Linked DNA regions of Homo sapiens: region 2 is linked to region 1. A link is an interaction called in ENCODE POLR2A ChIA-PET data of the cell type or tissue named here. Cell type or tissue: Panc1. All regions are shown on one strand. Links, peaks and the distances in the headings refer to the core of each region. The heading gives the core; the rest is flanking DNA. Region 1 has its middle 120 kb from the start of BCL2L14. Region 2 holds the start of LOC105369655 (a long non-coding RNA gene).

Region 1 (5,385 bases), core at 219-5,218:
CTTCAGAGTCTCGTGGTGGCAGAGGCAGCAGAATTGCCAGCAGCTTCCAAGGTGGGCCAGTTCACCAGGTGCTTGGTCCCATGTGCTAACGTGGAGGACAGACAAACTGAGGAAGGTGCTGTCAAGCTACCAGGGCACACAGAAACCACCACCGGGAACTGAGACATGACGCTTCTCTTGGCCACTCATGAAGCAAAGTCCTAATTCTAGGCTGGAAGGATTTTTAGCTACGATACCCAAGTTTCTTGCTAGTGAAGTCTAACTGGAGTGAGTTGAGAGAGTTTGGGAGAAAACTAGGAGATCGGGAGTGTGGACAACACTTGCAGGGAGTTGTATTGCAAGAAAGGTGAAGAGTACAACAGAGAGGGGGGCAGTACATGGTTGGCAAAGTTCATGGAAGGTTTTTGTTTTTAAGATGGGAGAAATACTAGCCATTGGGATGTATGAGTTAGGCAGCATGGGTCATTATGGCTCTATCGAAAAGGAGGATGTCAAGTGAAAAGAGCAAGTGCAGATTAGAACATACAATATGATAGAATTTATGTAGAAAGAAAAATTCCATTTCTTTATGCGTACATATGTAGTGAGTATCTTTTAAAGATCTTCATGGCATGGTTACCATTAGCCTCAGGCCAGTGGCTGCCTGCTGGAGTGGAGGGAAGTGACTGGGATCAGGGAGGGATGCTCCAACAGAAGTACATGCATCTCAATGCTTTTTGTTTTTTGTTTGTTTGTTTGTTTTTTTACAAAAAAATTGGAACAAAATATGGTAAATTATTGTGTTAGCTAGATTGTGGCTACATAGATATTTATTATTGCCTACGCTTCTCTCTTTACGTTGAAATACTTATAATGTAAAACAAACAACACACAAAAATGTCACCATCATCATCATCAACATCAACCATAAAAAAATTCTCTACTGCTTTGGAGATTTCAAATATAGATCTACCAGAACGTATGAGGCATTGGCTATGATTTTTCAAGGTCTTTTTTTTCCAGCCCGATGCTGTGAAAACAAAATTGCTTCAAGGCAAGCGTGTTGAGTGAAAGGACGTGTTAATTAGTTAATGCCCTGCTTTTTGCCACCTCTCTTCCCACCACCAGGGAGTGTTCTGGCAGGTGGGGGTGACTGTGAGAGGAAGATAGGTAAGTTTTGGATGATGGTTCATGTCAGTAGTGTATACTTGCACCTTGTATTTGGAGCAATGTTGACACATTGGCTCAGATACTTTTGGAGAGAAGTTAAGGTTGTGGGCAATGCCTGGATGGAGACACATGACTGGAAATTAGCAAAATGTGAAGTTTATCATTGTAGGTTTTATTTTCCCTTAATAATCACTGAGAAGCAGGCATAACTGTCTTTTTCTTGATGTGCACAGCCACTTATGTTGGTCTTTGCCGGGTGTTCTCTGCTATCTGTTTATGTTGAAAACTGCAATGACTAGAAGGTCTTATGCTGTAAGGAAGGACAGAGGAGTGGGGCAGGAAAAGGGGCAACTGGAGAAAGCCATTTATAATTTGTCAAGATATGAGTCTAAATGTCTTACTTTAAAAAGTGTCACAAAACAAGCTAAAGGACCTCTCAGAGAGGAAGGTCTAGAAGAGATAGAGCAGACACCCGTTCCTTTTATTTTGGCTGCCCATATTTTTTGAAGATAGAATGCAAGTGCATTATAGCTGATGGATCAATGGAAGGAAGTGCTAAAGAAGCTGGTTTCATTTCAGTATAAGGCAGTTTTTTTTTTTTCCCAAATAATTGAGTGTGTGTCAGAGCCAGGGGCAGCCTCATGCAGCCAACTCTAAGGACGTTTGTACAGATCAAGCTGGGTGGCTTCCTGTCCATGAGGCCATGGGTGGTTTCAGGTTTGCATCAGGAAGGGAGGTTGCATGAGGTCTAATTTCAAGGGTAGACTGATTCTTTGAATGGCAGGGGCTCTTCCTACTGTTTTCATAGCATTATCTCCTCTCCCTGCCATTCTATAGGCACCAAGATAGGAGAGCCTTCTCCCTGAGGGTACAGACTACGAATATCCCAGTCTCCCCACCATGATACTTAGGGATATTGTGCAGATGCAGACGGATCGGCTACAAATGTACTTGAATTTTAGGATAACACTGCAGATTCAGGGAGATGTTACTGGGTGTTCGTTCCTGGATATTGTGGGAAAATTCCCTGCAGTTCTCCTCTAAACAACTTGAGAAAACTGAGAAAGAAGGAAAAAGTCTCGGTGAGGATAATGACACAGCATCTGAAATTGACCTTTCAGGGTTTGGCTTGATTCTTTCTGATAGGCACAAGAGTTTAGAGCTGGGCAAATAAATCCGATTGCTTACCTGTTACGTCTGATCTGGTTGTTTGAAGAACTGAGATAAAAGCCCAACTCTTCATGACCCGTGTCATCTGGAGCTCAGCAGCTGCCACCGACAGTCAAGCACATAGTCTTGGCCTGAGTTCACCACAGGAGGTTCGAGTGTTTGCTTGAGGACTGCTCAGGATGGAGACCTTTGGAAAGACACCAGCCAGATGTCCAGGCGTGCTCAGAGGGGTGGACAGCTGCTGCCTTGTTATCCTGTGATGTGAAGTGGCATTCCAGACCCTTGGAGCTCAGTAGTCAGGGCACAGTCATTCAGATATGGTGTTCAGCCAGCAGAGACGGGGCAGGGTCACAGAGAGGACCTGGGGTAGCAGCACCTGGGGTAGCTCCAGTGTAGCTAAACACTTGAGGATTTCTAGCAAAGGGTTTAGAAATTCTTCCTTTCCTCCCTGGCTCTTTGTTAATGTGCTATATAAATCCATGCCCAAGAAGGAATGGAAAGAAGGAGCTGGTATGGAAAGATGCCTGGCAGCCATTCTCCTCTGTGGCCCTTCACCTTCTGTAACTCCACTCAGCACTCAAGGCAGGAGCATGTGAGAGAATTACTCCTTCCTGCAAAGGAGTAGTTTGGAATATTCAAATACAGTATATAATGGAGCCTCTCACAGATTGCTGTAGAAAACTATCCTGGGTTTGATTAGCAGAAACATAGGGATAATAAAAGCTAACTGTTACTTAGCATCCTTTTCAAAGCATTTTTGGACAATCTCTCACCTGCACCTCTCTGCTCAACAGTATTCTTATTTACAAACGATGAAACTGACTGAGCAGGCGAGGGTCTTACAGAGGTCGTGGGCCTAGTGATGGTGAGACCAGGACTGGACCCAGGTTCCTGCCTTCAAGTCCCATCTGTCCATTTCCATGCCAGCCTGCCTGCTGTTCACTTGTTTTTGGACACTCCAGTCTGGGAGGGGCTGCTTGGGTGGTAGCAGCATCTCTGGACATCCCGAGAGGTCGTGATTGGCCCTGCAAGGCCTCCAGCGCTGGGCACCACACACGTGATGCTCACCTCATAGTCACTCCCAGGAACGCGGCTTCATCTCTCATTTACACCTGGTTTCTCCATACCTTGAACAAATGCACTCAACAAATACTTGCTGAATTAATTTGTTGTGCTATTATTTCTCCTAGTAGATTGTAAGGCAAATGGACTGCACTGTGGTCAATGCTGCACCTGCCATATGAACTATGGAGGGATTTTTGTTTTGTTTCGTTTTTTGAGACAGAGTCTCACTCTGTTGTTTAGGCTGGAGTGCAGTGGCATGATCTCGGCTCACTGCAACCTCTGCCTCCCAGGTTCAAGTGATTCTCCTGCCTCAGCCTCCCAAGTAGCTGGGATTACAGGTGCCCACCACCACACCCAGTTAATTTTGTATTTTTAGTAGAGGCAGGTTTTCACCATGTTAGCCAGGCTGGTCTCAAACTCCTGACCCCAGGTGATCCGTCCACCTTGGCCTCCCAAAGTGCTGGGATTACAGGCATGAGCCACCGCGTCTGGCCTGGAAGGAATTATTATAGTGAATTTGATTGTTCTTAAGAGATAAATAAGCTTCAGATCCTGGCTCTATGCATTAGAAGTCTTGGGACCTTGAGCTAGTTACTTAAATCCCTCTGAACCTCAGTTTCTCTTTTCTTTCTTTTTTTTTTTTTTTTTGAGACGGGGTTTTGCTCTGTCACTGAGGCTGGATTGCAGTGGCCTTGACCTCCTGGGCTCAATGATCCTCCTGCCTCAGTCTCCCGAGTAGCAGGGACTACAGGTGCACAACACCACGCCTGGCTAATTTTGAAATATTTTTAGAGATGGATTCATGCTATGTTACCCAGGCTAGCCTTGAACTCCTGGCCTTAAGTGATCCTCCCACCTAGGTCTTCCAAAAACACTGAGATTATAAATATGAGCCACCGTGCCTGGCCTGAACCTTATTTTTATTCTGTGTAAAATGAGGAACACAGGAGTGTTGTATGGATTAAAAAAGATTATGTACCTTGAGTGCTTAGCTCAAGGTACTTTAATATTATTAACTTTTAATAATAATATTAAAGGTTAAATTTAAATAACAACAATTTAAAGTGAATCACTATGAAATAGAAATATGGTATCAGTTGTTCAAAATAAAGGCAGTAAAAAGGAGGATGCTAACCCCAATCAATTACAAGGAAGGTAAGATGGAAAAAAGAGAAAAAGCAGGGTTAAGGACAGCAGGAAAAATGGATGGAAGTAACAAATAAAAAATGTTTTACATTGAAGATTTTTGGTTCCCATCATAAACTCGAATCACATGGACTGCATGGCCGATCACTACAGAGGAAGAGCAGGGGAAGAGCAAGCCACAGCCTCCTCCTTATATGTTTGGGGAGCCAGGGCATTCTTGCCATTTATCTCTCGGGTGTGTCCAGGTTCTCTTGCACATGACATGCTCTCAAAAGGTTGGGCATAATAGTCTTTCCTGTGCATGGTCACACCTCACAGTATAATTTCGTGGGTGTATGAATTCCATAGACACTCTCCCATCAAAATAATTATCATTTAGTGGTCCATTTTTTGAGTGGACTGTCTTATTAACACACCCGGGAAGTATCAAATGGTATTTGATAACTAAAGGAATTTGTTTACCTTGCACAATGTATTTAAGTTAGTGAAATTCCACTGTTGATTTCATTTGGTCCAACCCCAACACCACTGATTTTCTTCTCCACTGTTTCTGTATCCTCATTCACTCAACCCGTCCCAACTCTTAAGCTGTTTGAACCCAGTTACCTTTAATTCTGACTTCTGAGTTATAATTACTTGCATTTGCTGTCTGCCTTCATAATTATTAAATATTCTCAACATTATCTTGTTTAATCCTCAGAAGATGAGCCAATGATTAAACAGTATCATCCCCATTTTATAGAGGCAGAAAGGGAAGCTTGTGCAGGTTAAGTGAGTTTGCACAAGATTACAGCCAAAAAGGAGCCAAGCCATTTGACAAGGGTGTTCTCATTTCTGACTTTTTCCATTATGCTC
Region 2 (5,385 bases), core at 1-5,000, 1.8 Mb after region 1:
TGCCCGCCTTGGCCTCCCAAAGTGCTGGGATTACAGATGTGAGCCACCACACCTGGCCCCAAGCTTGAATTTTCATTCTGCCATTGACTTGGCATTTACCTTGGGTAAGCCATAAGCGAATCTTAATTTCTGGCTCTATCAGAGTTGTTTCATGCTCAACAATGCCATTGAAGTGCACGGTGTGTTGCCACGATTTGACCCTCAACTTCTAGCAGTATATCAGTTATGAACTGAGGGTGAAATATATTTCTGAATAGCTAAATGAAGAAATGGGAAAAAATCTTCACCACAGTCAGAGCAATTTTATTATTTTCATCAGTATGATCATAATTATGATTATCATCTTAGTAAAAAGCAGGAACTCCTACTTTTTCTTTATCAATTAAATAGCTCAGAGAGTACATCTGCCATATCTCTAATAGAATCTTTTTTTTTTTTTTTTTTTTTGAGACAGAGTTTCGCTCTTGTTGCCCAGGCTGGAGTGCAACGGCACGATCTCGGCTCACCGCAACCTCCGCCCCCTGGGTTCAAGCAATTCTCCTGCCTCAGCCTCCCAAGTAGCTGGGATTACAGTCAGGCACCACCACACCCGGCTAATTTTGTATTTTTTTAGTAGAGACAGGGTTTCTCCATGTCGGTCAGGGTAGTCCCGAACTCCTGACCTCAAGTGATCTGCCTGCCTCGGCCTCCCAAGTGCTGGGATTACAGGCGTGAGCCACTGCACCCAGCCTAGAATCTTGTATAATATGTAATTGTAGGGAAACTGCTCTCATAGGAAAGTTTTCTGCTTTTTAAATACAAAAATACATAAAAATACATAAAATCTGATGATGAATATAAAAAAGTAACCAACCTCATTGGAACAAGTATTAACATTTTGGAATATGTTTTATTAGTTTTGTGATGTACTGTTTTACAATTTTTACCATTTTTTTCAGTAATTACTGTAAAATGGTATTATTGGAATGAAACTATATTTCCTCATGTGCTGATTTGTCTTATTTTTTTCATACTTTCCCACTGGTGCTATTTTTATTTCCAATGGATATTTCTGTATTACTAGGGAGGCATTTACAGTCCTCTAATGTTGATTAATATGTGAAAAGAAATTGTACCAATTTTACTAAATTATGCAGTTTAAAATGGATGATTTTATGTTATGTGGATTTCATTTCAATAAAAAAAAACTCTTATCAAAAAACCCATGGCCTCTAAATTATGTGCCTGTGTGTCACAATCACTATTACAATTTGCCCTCTCCCCAAAAATGATGATGAATTTGGTATGGGTGGAGTGGATATTTATAGTAGATATTTTGATATTAAAGCATTAATTCGCGATCTTAAAAATTTTAAAAACCTAAGAGAAGATAAAGATCTTTGTGAGGTTTACTATTGTTGTTTAATATGCAAATTTGTTTTCATTACTTAAAAACATGTAGAAAGGGAAGAGATAGATAGGTGCAGCAAACCACCATGGCACATATATACCTATGTAACAAATCTGCACGTTCTGCACGTGTATCCCAGAACTTAAAGTACAATTAAAAATACATACATAAATAAATAAATGATGTAATGTATAATAAACATAAAAAAAGAAAGGGAAGAGATAGATCAGGCTGAGAACATGAGGAGTATGGTTAACTGTTTTAAGTAGTTAAAGCATAGGATGGAGTTTGGAAGAGATATCTAGTATTTTAATTTTGGTTTTGTTTTGATTCATTCCTCCTGGGTCCCCAGGATATAGTGGATGACTCCAAGAAATTATGGTAATCAAGGTAAATAACTGGATGCTGAAGATCCAGCTGTACTAATCTAGTGAACAGACAGGCCAGGCAACCTAACCCATGACGTGGGTATCACGAAAGTGACGGTGTAAAGTAAGATTGCTCTACGTTGTGCAAGACATACAGTACCTGACCTGTTGAGACACGTTTATATCACAGCTTATATGGAAATATACGTTAATAAACAGAAAACATCCACCCTTTTCCAAGAGACAGAAAACATCCACACTTTTCCAAGAGACAGAAAACATCCACACTTTTCCAAGAGACAGAAAAGGTGAAATAGCTGCTAGCCGAACCTCAGTCTGAAAGTTAAATTCGAGATGAGTAATGGTCACACCAGAGGACATGCTCAGGGGCCACCATGTTCACTTGTTTGGCTTATAGCAATAATTTTTGAAGTCGTCTCTGAGCCTTCACCCTCACCCTCTACAGTCTATTTTCAAACAAATCAGAGTGAGACCATTAAATTTAAATAAAATCATGTCGGTTCTCCACTTAAAATTCTCATCAACTTCTCATGTATCTCAGAGTAAAAACAAAGCAACATAAAAAAGAAATACCTTTGTAATTATCTATAAGACGCTACATATTCTGGCCCTCTTAACTTTGAGCTAATCTCCTACTTCCTTCATCTTTACTCACCGCACTCAGGACGCCGGCTTCTCTGTTGTTTCTCAACCATGTCAGGCGTGCTTCCACCTCAAGGTATTGGTGATTCTTATCTGCTTTACCTGAATGATCCTTTTATTTTTTTGAGACGGAGTCTCGCTCTGTGGCCTAGGCTGGAGTGCAGTGGCGCGATCTCTGCTCACCGCAAGCTCCGCCTCCCGGGTTCCCGCCATTCTCCTACCTCAGCCTCCCGAGTAGCTGGGATTACAGGCGCCCGCCATCACGCTTGGCTAATTTTTTTTTGTATTTTTTAGTAGAGACGGAGTTTCACTGTGTTAGCCAGGATGTTCTGGATCTCCTGACCTCATGATCCGCCCGCCTCGGCCTCCCAAAGTGCTGGGATTACAGGCGTGAGCCACCGCGCCCGGCCTGAATGATTCTTACCCGACAAAGCTGCAGGGCCTGGCCTCTCACCTCGTTTCCATCTCTGCACAAACATGACCTTCTTAATGATGCTTACTCACATAACTATTTAAAGTTACCAACCCTTTTTCCCTACATTCTTCATCTCCCTTACCTCTGTTTATTTACCATAGCATTTATTATAGTCTAATATACTCTACTATTTACTTATTAGGTTGGTGCAAAATTGCGGTTTTTGCCATTGAAAGTATATAGGATAAAAGTAATGGCAAAAACCGCAATTACTTTTGCACCAGCATGATACTTATTCTCTTTCTTGTATATTGTCTTCCTCTTTCTTATCTATCTGTTTCTTATATATCGTCTGCCTTTCTCCGTAGAATATAGTCTCTAAAAGGACAGACAGCTTTGCTGTACATGGATGTATCCAACAGTCTGAGAATAGTACTTGCCATACAGTCGATAGTCAAAAATATTTTTTGAAAAAAAAATAAGCTTTTAAGGAAAAGTAGTATAAATGTTAATGTAGGTTTTTTATCAAAAATTATTAGGAATATACTTGAATAACTGAAGCTTGGGAAATAGTTCTAATTGCTATTTTATGAGAATCATAATTACAGGCACCTTCTAAGTGCCTTTTTTTCTGATCCTAGCTGTTGTAATTTTTAACACTGTATCTCTGTTTTATTCAATTATGGGCTTTACATAACTTCATCTTCACAATTTTGACTACCTTCTCTTTTATATGGCTCTCTGATATCCAACCCAATGCAAACAAACAATTTTTGATTTCCTACTTCTTACAAGGCACTGTGCAAGAGGAAGATATTTTTATTTTTATTTATGTATTTTTTATTTCAATAGATTTTGGGGTACAAGACGTTTTTGGTTACATGGATGAATTATATAGTTGTGAATTCTGATTGTAATGCACCTGTCACTCACCTGAGTAGTGTACATTGTACCCAATATGTAGTTTTTTTTATCCCTCCCCCTCCCTTTTCACCTCCTGCTTCTGAGTCATTATATCACTCTGTATGGATTTGCCTACTTACAGCTTAGCTTCCACTTGTAAGTCAGAGCATACAGTTTTGGTTTTCCATTCCTGAGTTACTTAGAATAATAGTCTCCAGCTCTAACCAAGGTGCTGCAAAAGACATTATTTCATTACTTTTTATGGCTGAGTGGTATTCCATGGTGTACATATACCACATTTTCTTTATCCACTCATTGGTTAATGGGCACTTAGGTTGGTCCCATATCTTTGCAATTGTGAATTCTGCTATTATAATCATACACGTGCAAGTGTCTTTTTCATATATAATGACTTATTTTGGGGTAGATACCCAGCAGCAGGATTGCTGGATTGAATGGTAGATCTATTTTTAGTTCTTTAAGGAATCTTCATACTGTTTTTCATAGAGGTTGTACTAATTTACAGTGTATAAGCATTTCCTTTTTACCATATCCATGCCAACATCTGTTGTTTTTTTGACTTTTTAATAATGGCCATTATTGTAGGAGTAAGGTGGTATCTCATTGTGTGGTTTTAATTTGCATTTCCCTGATAATTAGTAATGTTGAGCATTGTTTCATATGTTTGTTGGCTGTTTGTATATCTTCTTTTGAGAAATGTCTATGTATGTCCCTTGCTCACTTTTTCATGGGATTATTATTTTTTTCTTGCTGATTTGTTTGAGATCCTAGTAGATTCTGGATATTAGTCCTTTATTGGATGCATATATGTTTGCAAATATTTTGTCTCATTCTGTGGGTTGTCTATTTACTCTGCTGATTATTTCTTTTGCTGTGCAGAAGCTTTTTAGTTTCATGAAGTTCCATTTATTTATTTTCATTTTTGTTGTATTTGCTTTTGGAGTATTAGTCATAAATTCTTTGCATAGGCTAATGTCCAGAAGAGTTTTTCTGATGTAATCTTCTGTGATTTTTATGGTTTCAGTTCTTAGATTTAAGTCTTTGATCCATCTTGAGTTGATTTTTGTATAAGGTAAGAGATTGGGATCCAGTTTCATTCTTCTGCATGCGGATTGCCAGTCTTTTCAGCACCATTTATTAAATAGGTTTATGTTTTTGTATGCTTCATCAAAGATCAGTTGGATGTTAAGTATTTGGCTTTATTTCTTTTTTGTGGCGGGGGGGGGTTAAATTTTTATTTTAAATGCTTGGATAGCTTCAATATCCAGGTTGTGGCAAAATCAGGACACATGTAAAATACCTTACATTAGATTCCCCAAAGGTACCAAAAAGTACAGTAAAATTAACACTTCCATTACAGGAAATGTATGACATAAATAATATAAAATGAAAAGCTGACACTGGTTTCCTGAGATACAATTTACTCTTTACAACCAGGGTCCACAGGACCAGGCTGCAGAGTGCGGCAGCAGGAAGCAGAGACTGCCATTTTGTTCTGGGGGACCTGGTACTAAAAGTCAGCCCATAATGCCCCTCTGGCCTCTCAGACACCACACGCTGCCTAAATAACTAGAGTTCTGGAAATAGTAAACAAGAGAGTGATTTCCATGGGGGAAATTTTAAGT

Evidence for each region. Peaks named below come from ENCODE experiments on the same cell type or tissue, not always from the same donor. Only the 100,000 strongest peaks of a DNase experiment are listed, where the experiment ranks them.
Region 2: POLR2A ChIA-PET joins it to region 1 with 11 read pairs; 2 of 35 experiments call an interaction of 5 or more read pairs at or near these places.

What each region holds. Positions count from the first base shown.
Region 1 is chr12:11,950,826-11,956,210 of GRCh38, reverse strand. No RefSeq gene overlaps it. Among named protein-coding and RNA genes, the nearest start is that of BCL2L14, 120 kb to the left of the region's middle. RefSeq lists an enhancer at 1,584-1,793. In Panc1, for the core only: no CTCF peak of the experiment used is centred there; no DNase peak of the experiment used is centred there.
Region 2 is chr12:10,112,593-10,117,977 of GRCh38, reverse strand. CLEC7A (C-type lectin domain containing 7A) reads left to right here. Exons shown (of 6, transcript NM_197947.3): 6 at 1-1,201. LOC105369655 (a long non-coding RNA gene) reads right to left here and starts at 2,615. Exons shown (of 4, transcript XR_007063208.1): 1 at 2,435-2,615. It also overlaps the pseudogene HNRNPABP1. In Panc1, for the core only: no CTCF peak of the experiment used is centred there; no DNase peak of the experiment used is centred there.